Linked DNA regions of Homo sapiens: region 1 is linked to region 2. A link is an interaction called in ENCODE POLR2A ChIA-PET data of the cell type or tissue named here. Cell type or tissue: Caco-2. All regions are shown on one strand. Each heading gives the region's core, and the rest is flanking DNA. Links, peaks and the distances in the headings are about the cores only. Region 1 overlaps RASGRP2 (RAS guanyl releasing protein 2). Region 2 overlaps NRXN2 (neurexin 2).

Region 1 (4,380 bases), core at 178-4,177, 59 kb after region 2:
TTACAGGCGTGAGCCACCATGCCCGGCCTCAGCCCAATTTTTGAGGCTCTTTTTCTATGTTTTTGTTTTGCCACAGCTTTTTCAGCCACAGATTTGTCAGCGCAGTTTGCTTAAATGTCAATTTTGTGTGTATTTCACATTTTAGACCCCAGCACTTCTGGAAGGCTCAATGCAAATGGATTTATCTTTTCTATTTTTGAGGATGTATGCCCTGTGCCTGCCTCTGTTTTTTGAGGACTTATGCCAACCCAAACAGTTGTGATCAACTACCTTAGACCCCAGTTTAACATAGTTGTTCGGACTGTTCTCAGCAAAATAATCATTTGGCCAGTTGTCATTCAGCAAACTGACCTAAAACCATCAAATACCCCAAGAGAGCTGCCAGGACATTATCAGGGCAAGGGACTTTCCCCAGAAGAGCCTCCAGAGCAGCCAGAAAGGGAAAGGCAAGCCAATGGCTCATATAACACCTTCTCCAATCCTTTGTTAACCCCTCCAACAAAATAAGACTGTAACTGGAATCTTGAAGCCTCTTTCACTTTTATACCTCTTTATAAATTAGGGTCTCTCTCCTCAGCCTCAGAAGGTCCAGGGCTTCCTGGCCACTTTCTGGCACCCTTACCTGTCCCTTCTTTATTTTTTATTTTTTTTTTTTCTGAGACGGAGTCTTGCTCTATCGCCCAGGCTGGAGTGCAGTGGCGCGATCTCGGCTCACTGCAAGCCCCGCCTCCCGGGTTCATGCCATTCTCCTGCCTCAGCCTCCCAAGTAGCTGGGACTACAGGCGTCCGCCACCACGCCTGGCTAATTTTTTTTTTTTGTATTTTTAGTAAAGATGGGGTTTCACCGTGTTAGCCAGGATGGTCTCGATCTCCTGACCTCGTGATCCGCCCGCCTCGGCCTCCCAAAGTGCTGGGATTACAGGCGTGAGCCACCGCGCCCGGCCTGTCCCTTCTTTATTATCCCACCACAAAAAGAGAATTATGCACTTTGGAATGGCTTCCATCCTGCGTTCTTTGCCCCAGTAGCCCTGCATCCTTCCCTCCACAGGCCAGTACAGAATGACTCCCTCTTACCTGGAGGCCTGGAGCCTCGCCTGCCAGGGCGGGGCAGAGAGAAGCTGAAGGCGCGGTGATGGTGGCTGTGCATGGGTGAGGGTGAGGGTGCAGACCCCTCCAGGCTCACACTCTGGGCCCTGCGCCGACACTCAACTGACAGGCGATCCTTGCACTGCTTGTGGCAGTTCACTCCACAGGCTGGGGGAGAGCAAATGGAGAGCCAGCCAGGGACATTGGTCAGAATACCCTCCATCCCATCCCGCAGGCTTGTGCCCCCCTACCAGGAACCTTTGTTCCTGAGCAGCTGCCCCACCAAAATAAGAGTCTCCTTCCAAAGTGTTCTCCTCCTCCTAATTGTCAGTCTATGCCTTCTCCCATGTTCTCTGTTCCTGGGCAGCTGCGTCATCAAAATAAATGGCCTCTTAAACGCCACTCCCTTCACATCAGTCATCTTGAGCCTCTGATTTTGTGGGGTTTTGGTTTTGGGGGTTTTTTTGTTGTTTTTTTTTTTGAGACAGAGCCCTCTCTGTTGCCCAGGCTGGAGTGCAGTGGCGTGATCTCGGCTCACTGCAAACCCCGCCTCCCAGGTTCAAGCGATTCTCATGCCTCAGCCTCCCAAGTAGCTGGGATTACAGGTGGGTGCCACCACGCCCAGCTACTTTTTGTATTTTTAGTAGAGGCGGGGTTGCGCTATGTTGGTCAGGCTGGTCTTGAACTCCTGACCTCAGGTGATCTGCGCGCCTCGGCCTCCCAAAGTGCTGGGATTACAGGCTTGAGCCACCATGCCCGGCCATGCGCCTCTGATTTTAAGGTACTTCACTCCTTGGCAATTGCCCCACCAAAACAGTAACTCTCCCAAACAAACAAACAAAAAAAAAAAACACTGCCCAGCAGCCCTTCCAGTCATTCCATCTCACCTCGGCATTTGAGGCCCTGCTTGTAGATGCCCAGGATCTGCAATAGAGGAGGGGCCGTGGTGGGAGGAGGGATTTAGAGGTGATGACTCTACTTCTTCCTTCTTGAGGGTGAGACTAGGGCTTTAGAGCCCGCCTCAGGGCCCCGGGCAGAACCACAGGAGGAGAGGCAAATAGAATTACCAGGTTTTCCTGGCTTGAGAAGGGCTCTGGCAGAGGCGGGGCCAGAAGGGAGGGCGGGGCCGGGGCTGGAGGGGCGTGGCTTGGGCCGTGAGCCGGGAAAGGGACTCTCACCAGGGCTTTGCAGTGGCGGCAGGCGACGGGGCGCAAGGAGTTGCTCTCCTGGAAGTTGTGTACGAAGCCCATGCGCCCCCCCAACACAGAGCTGGAGCGCAGGAAATAGGAAACCATCTCCTCCCTGCTGATGCAGCCATCCCTGTGGGGAGTTGCGGGGGCGCTTCAGCTCGGGCCCTCCCCAGAACCATCCACCGCTGGCCTAACCCATCCCACTGTTCCCAGTGTCCTCATGGAACTCCTGATTTTGGACTCCTGTTGCAGAGTAAAGAAAAGGCGGCACTGGACTAGGGGTCAGGCAGATGTGGGAAGTGCCGCTAACCAGTGTGTGGTCTTGGGCCAGTCCCTTTCCCTGGGTTCCTTCTCAGAACAGTGGCCTGTCCTGCCCACTTCACACTTGGTGTGCAAACTAAAATGACTGTGTACTTTCCATGGAACCATCAGCCTCGGGCTCCCGAAGTGTACTGTGTGCAACACCAGTCGGGAGCCCTCAGCAGGGAGAACTCTCTAATGAGTTCTGGGACCAGGAGAGATTGGGAGAAATCGCATCCCTCTCTCTCCTGCATCATCCTGCTGGAAAGACAGCTGTAAATCCAGGGTTTCCCACATAACCCAGGGCTTTCCGCAGAAGCCCTTTTTCACCTATGAATACATTTTAGGGAAAGAATGAGCACGTGTTCTAGACACAGACCTCAGTTCAAATCGCAGCTCTACTTCCCTGCCTCTTGACCTGTAGCGGAGTAATCTCCCTGTCCCTCCGTTTCCTTATCTATAAATGGGTGTAATGATCATTCCTACATTTCATAGGATTTTGGTGAGGATTAAATTAGATGATGCATGTGAAGTTTTACAACAGTGTCTGCACAGATAGGAGGGTCCTCAGCCACCAAGTGCTATTCCCATCGGGACTGGCCCTCGCTTGAGACTCCCACCTGCTTATGAGGGGGCTCATAATGTGTGATCCAGGTGGTCCATCAAATCAAGGGAGCATTAGGATAACTGGCTATCTGAAAAAAATATAGGGCCGAGCACAGTGGCTTACGCCTGTAGTCCCAGCACTTTGGGAGGCCAAGGCGGGTGGATCACGAGGTCAGGAGTTCGAGACCAGCCTGGCCAACATGGCAAAGCCCCGTCTCTACTAAAAATACAAAAAATTAGCCAGGCATAGTGGCAGGCACCTATAATCCCAGCTACTCGGGAGGCTAAGGCACGAGAATCACTTGAACCTGGGAGGTGGAGGTTGCAGCGAGCCAAGATCATGCCACTGCACTCCAGCCTGGGTGACATGGCAAGACACCCTGTCTCAGAAAAAAAAAAAAAAAAGAAAAGATATAATAATTTTATAATCTTGAGGGGCTGAGGGCCTTTCTACACAGAACACAAATCCAAGAAGCCAGAAAGGAAAAGACTGACATATTGAGCACACAAAAGTTTTTAAATTTTATATGGAAAAAGACAACATAAATGACAGACAGGGAGAAAATATTTGCAAACACATTCAACAGCAAAGGGTTAATATCCATTAACAGAGATTCTAAAAATCAATGAGAAAAAGACCAACAAACCCAGTAGAATAATGGACAAGGAATCAGAACAGGCAATTGACAGAAGAAATAAATGGCCAATAAACATATGAAAAGATACCCTACCCCCATTAGTATTAAAGAAATGCAAATTTAACCAAGATACCATTTGCCAATGAGACTGGCAAAATTGTGAAGCTTTTTATAGCATCCACTGTTGGCGAGGAAGTTGGGAAGCAGGCACTTGTACGCTGCTGATGGGGGTGCAAACTGGTACAACCTTGTCTGAGGTCAGTTTGGCAGTCTCTCTCCTAATTTAGAATGTGCATATCTTTTGATCCAATTATCCCACTTCTAGGAATTTCTCCTACAGAAATACTGGCCTGAGTGGATCAGTAAAAGGACGTTCATGGCAGCCTGGCATAGAATCATACTGAAAAACTGGAACAGTCTAACTGTCCATCAGCAGGAGGATGGTTAGGGAAATGATGGACTAACCGCACAGTGGAATACTCTGCAGCTGTTCTAACGAATGAGGTAGTTCTACATGAATCCACATGGAAAGATGTCTGTGATCAAGGGTTAAGTGGAAA
Region 2 (4,380 bases), core at 130-4,129:
TAGCAGTGTGAGGAGCAGGAACTCAAATATTCCTGGGAAGTCTTGAAACTTTCTGGGGTTGCCTATTGGGGTTGATTTCCACCCCTGCAGCCCAATCTCCAGGTTTGCACTTCTAGCCCTTTCCTGAGTCTGTCTCTTCACTCCTCAGGTCTCCTTATATTCAGGTCACTCTCTTGCCTCCAAAGGAGAGGGGAGCCCTTTAGCTACATCAACCCACTCTTCCTTCTTCCTGTCTAATTGCCTTGTCTACTGACACCACTAGAGTTACTCCAGGGAGTCAGGGCCAGCTTAGGGAACAGACGGGGACAGGGCTAACTTAATGAATACCTTGCCCCTGGGCTGAAAGTTCAGTAAGAAAGCAGGATGAGCAGGAATGGGGGAGTACTTGGTATTCCAGGAGGCAGGGGGGCTCAGCGGTGGCCTGGAGAATGCAGAAGTAATCTTAGATGGGGCGGGGCATGACAAGGACAGGAAACTCTCCAACTCTCCCAGTCTCCCCAGGCAAATGCCCACCTTCTCCAAAAAATCTAACTCTACAAGCAGCCCACAAGGTTCAAGACACCCAGAAAGGTTGTGGGAGAAGGGCCAAGGGCTATGAGACCACGAGCCCCTACTCTAGGAAGGCAGTGGTTTGGAAGGGTCAGCTGGGAAAGAAGGCAGAGCTCTGCAGGGTCAACAGGAAGCTGGCTCAGGGTTAGCCCAACACTGTGCTTCTGCAGGCCACAGCTCACCCCATTTCTCTTTCGGGAACAGTCTAGAGATTGGGGCCTTCCAGTCACATCCTATGCCCTCCTCACCCACACCAGTCTATATGCACATGCCACCAGCCATCTTCCAGCGACTGGTCTCCAGGGGTCCATGGTCTCGGTGGGTGAGGTGGAGGAACTCCAAAGGGACATGAGCAGAACTGGGGTAAGGGAGCTTCCTGCCCTCCCAGGACCCCAAGTCCCCCTTGTGCTTGGCTGGAGCCTCGCAGTGAATAGGGTAGAGCTAAGCCCCACTCTCCACCTCCTGGGAACCATCAAACCTTGTGCTGGGGTAACTAGGTTCAAGAGCAGAAGGTAAGGGGGTGTCTTTGTGGAAAGGGGCAGTCTGAAAGCTTTTGAGTCTTATTTGAGGGGAGGGCTGGTCATTATCGTTTATTTCTTCTTCCCTCCACCCCACCCTAAGGCTGGGAAGTAGGGGTCTGGGTAGAAGAGGGAAGGGTCAAAGTATTAGTCACAAAAACATGCAAACGAGATTAGACCTGGCAGAGAAGGGCTGGAGAAAGGGAAGAAGGAACTGGGATGAAAGGTCAGGGATAAGACAGGGAGTGGGTAATAGGCTGAATGGGCCTCCCTGGGGCAAATTCAGCTCCATCCAGCCCTCCACCTCCACTCTGCCTGATGCTGCACTGAGGGACCAGGAACTGGGCTGCTGATTACTTCCTGTGCCTAAGTCTGGTCACCCCAACTGGTCAGCTCCTGAGGGGCAGGCACCAGCCTGACATGTCCCTGTAACCCCACTAATCTGAACATAATCCAGGGGATACAGCACACAGTCATTAAAGATCGCCTTATGACCCAGGGCCACACTGCCTGCATCCCCATCTATGAACCTAATACCTAAGGAGCCTGTGACTTTGGTGACAGAAACTCAAGTGCACTCCTGCTTCAGCGCAGGGAAAGGGCTCTTCTGGTCCCAAAGCTCCCCAGGAAGAGAATCTCCTCTTTTGGCCTTCAGCCCACCTGAGCCCCTCAGCTGTGTCCTCCCTCACTGGCCTCAGAAGCCAGGGCACCAGCCACTGGCCATCTCCCTCACCCTATGGGCTCTCTCTATCCCACTCCCTTTGCCAAAGTCACCCTCCCTTTGCACTCTCAGACTTAGAAGAGGTGACAGTGTGGGGTAGAGAAGAGGAAACACCCTCCTCAGTTTCCCTCCTGACTGGGCACAATCTCACCTTACCCCCTTGGGCTTTTTGCAGATCACTCCCATGTGCTCCCTACCCGGAAAGGGCTGCCTTAATCACCCTCTTATGACCCAGGGGTGGAGTAGCAGGAGGAAGGACAACATAAGGAAGTGCCCTGAGGAAAGGGATCAGCCAGAGGTGGGGAGTAGAGGGAGATAGTGGGGACGGGTTCTGGGTGGAAAGGAAGCCAAGGGTAGAGGGAATGGAGGAAGGTCTCTGGGGAAGGCAAGGAGGGAGATGACTTAGATTAGTAAAACCCGACTGTTCCCTCAGACGAATCAAAGTCCAGACACAAAAATGGCAGGTTCGTTAGTAAAAGCAGGAAACAGGGGAATAATTCCCCCGGTCCCCCTCCACCCCAGGGGTTCATGATGCCCCTGCCCCCCAACCTCCCCCCCACGCATCTTCTGGAAGGGGTGGGGCCGGTGGGGGAGGAGGGAAGGGAGGGGGCCGTGCGACACAGAACAGCCACTGCAGCTGGACACATGCAGGTTAGAGGAGCAGAGTGAGGGCTAGACCCAGCAGGACAGGCCAGAGAAAGGCAGCCAGGTAAGAAGGCGTGCGGGGCAGGGGCACTGGGAGGAGCAGAGATGGAGGCAACAGAGCTGTGGGGTGCAGGTAGGGAGAGCTTCCTTCCGATGATGGGGGGAAAGAGAGAGGAGTGACCACTAGGACAGAGACACTTATGGGTTGAAAAATAAAGAGAAAAGACATTTGACTCTACCTTCCTCAACAGCAGGCGACCCAACACTCATTCCACCACCCATTCGCCACCGATCACCAACCCCGAGACACACCTGCGTACATACCACATCCTACCCAGGGCAGTGGGACCTTCCAGCTCTCTCCTTCCAAACAGCATCACTGAGACACAGCAGAGTGTCTGCACCCAACCCATGCCAACCCACTCAACACAGACAAGCAGGCCGAGTGGGTACTGAGCTGGCCAAGGGGAATGAGCCAGAGCTTCTGCCCTGGAAGAGTTGTGTCCAGCCAGAGAAGGGAGAGGGTGCAGAGGCAGCAGGAGCCCACTGCCCAGCCCCCACTGTACTCCCCAGGAGCAGAGAGGCTGGCTGGAGGTGGACACAAGGGGCAGCCTGTGACTTGGGTGGGCTCTCAGCCCTCCCTGCTGACCCCACCTCTCTTTCTGCTCCATGCACCTCCCCTGTGGCAGGCTGTGCAGGATATGAAACTAAGTCCTGGCCATAAATAACTCCACATTGGTGGGCACTCCATGTCCACATGCCTTAGGAAGAAAGGCTGAGGAAGAGGGGAAGTATCCTTCTGCCATCTTCTGGAGCCTTTATCAGTTGCCTGTGATGATCACAGGGTCACTAACCTCCTTGGGAGGGGGACTTAATCTGGGGAGAACAAGACGGAGGGCGGGTATTTTTAACTTGTGGGCAAGCTGGCTGAGCTTGGGAGATTCCAAGCCCCTTGATATTGTGTGCAAAACTGCCTCCGTGGGTTTTTTTCCTGTGAGAGTCCATTGCTGTCATCAAATTCTCAAAGGTATCCATGAGCCAAAGGTGGTTAAGAGCAACTAGTCTAGGGGAAAGGTCCTGGCATCCCCTTAGGATTGAGTGGGTGGAAATAAGGGACAAAGACAAAGAGGAAGAAAGGGTCTCCAGGCTGAGTAAGGTACTGCAAGTCCTGCTAAGGGTTTGGGTTAGCTACCTGTTCAATGAGAGGGCAGAAGCTAACCAGAGACTCGGGTTGGAAAGACACACCATGAAGATGGACTGAACCAGCAGGCACAGCCCTGTCATGAATCCTGAGGTCTGGATTTGATAGTTTGGGAATAGAGAGGAAAGAGGTCAGAAATCCTGGGCTCTCATTCAGCCTTTATCCTTTTCCAGAACAATCCCATTTTACCTCTGACTCTCATCTGTGACAGGAGTTTAACAACTGTCGCTCCCATTTCTTCCAGGCTTACTCTGAGCACCAAATGAGAAAACTGAAGTGAAACTCCTCGATATCTGGCTATCTGACCCTAGGCAAGGTGCTTTCTCTGGGCTTCAGCTTTCCCCATCTGTTAACTGGAAACAATCTCTGCCTGCTACTTGCAGTCCAGGCATTCAAGTTTAAATGATATTCAAAAGGGGAAAGCTATTCAAAGAGTCCCAGTGTGTGTACAAAGAACTATCATTATTTGTACAAGCAAACTCCATCAGCCTGATCACACCTAATCCGAACTTCTCAACCTTCTCAAGGTTGGCCTTTTTGCTTTATATCCACCCTCTCCCCCAAGAAGAAGTGCTCAAACAACATGAAAATAGTCCATATAAATGAGTTAGTAAAAATAAATTGGAAACTAACCAAAACCTGTCTGGGGGATGCCTTGGGAATCAGAACACATTGAACCCTGTTACAAGGCCTCTGACTCTGGTCTTGGCTGAAAGAGCTGATTCCTAGTACAGATTTATGAAGGT

Evidence for each region. ChIA-PET counts read pairs that join two places held together with the same protein. Peaks named below come from ENCODE experiments on the same cell type or tissue, not always from the same donor. Only the 100,000 strongest peaks of a DNase experiment are listed, where the experiment ranks them.
Region 1: POLR2A ChIA-PET joins it to region 2 with 5 read pairs; 13 of 35 experiments call an interaction of 5 or more read pairs at or near these places.

What each region holds. Positions count from the first base shown.
Region 1 is chr11:64,727,789-64,732,168 of GRCh38, forward strand. It overlaps RASGRP2 (RAS guanyl releasing protein 2), which reads right to left. Exons shown (of 17, transcript NM_001098671.2): 13 at 2,265-2,406; 14 at 1,974-2,010; 15 at 1,075-1,254. Among named protein-coding and RNA genes, the nearest start is that of NRXN2, 6.8 kb to the left of the region's middle. In Caco-2, for the core only: no CTCF peak of the experiment used is centred there; a DNase peak (open chromatin) is centred at 2,223.
Region 2 is chr11:64,669,159-64,673,538 of GRCh38, forward strand. The region is part of intron 7 of NRXN2 (neurexin 2); the gene reads right to left. Among named protein-coding and RNA genes, the nearest start is that of NRXN2-AS1, 28 kb to the left of the region's middle. In Caco-2, for the core only: no CTCF peak of the experiment used is centred there; no DNase peak of the experiment used is centred there.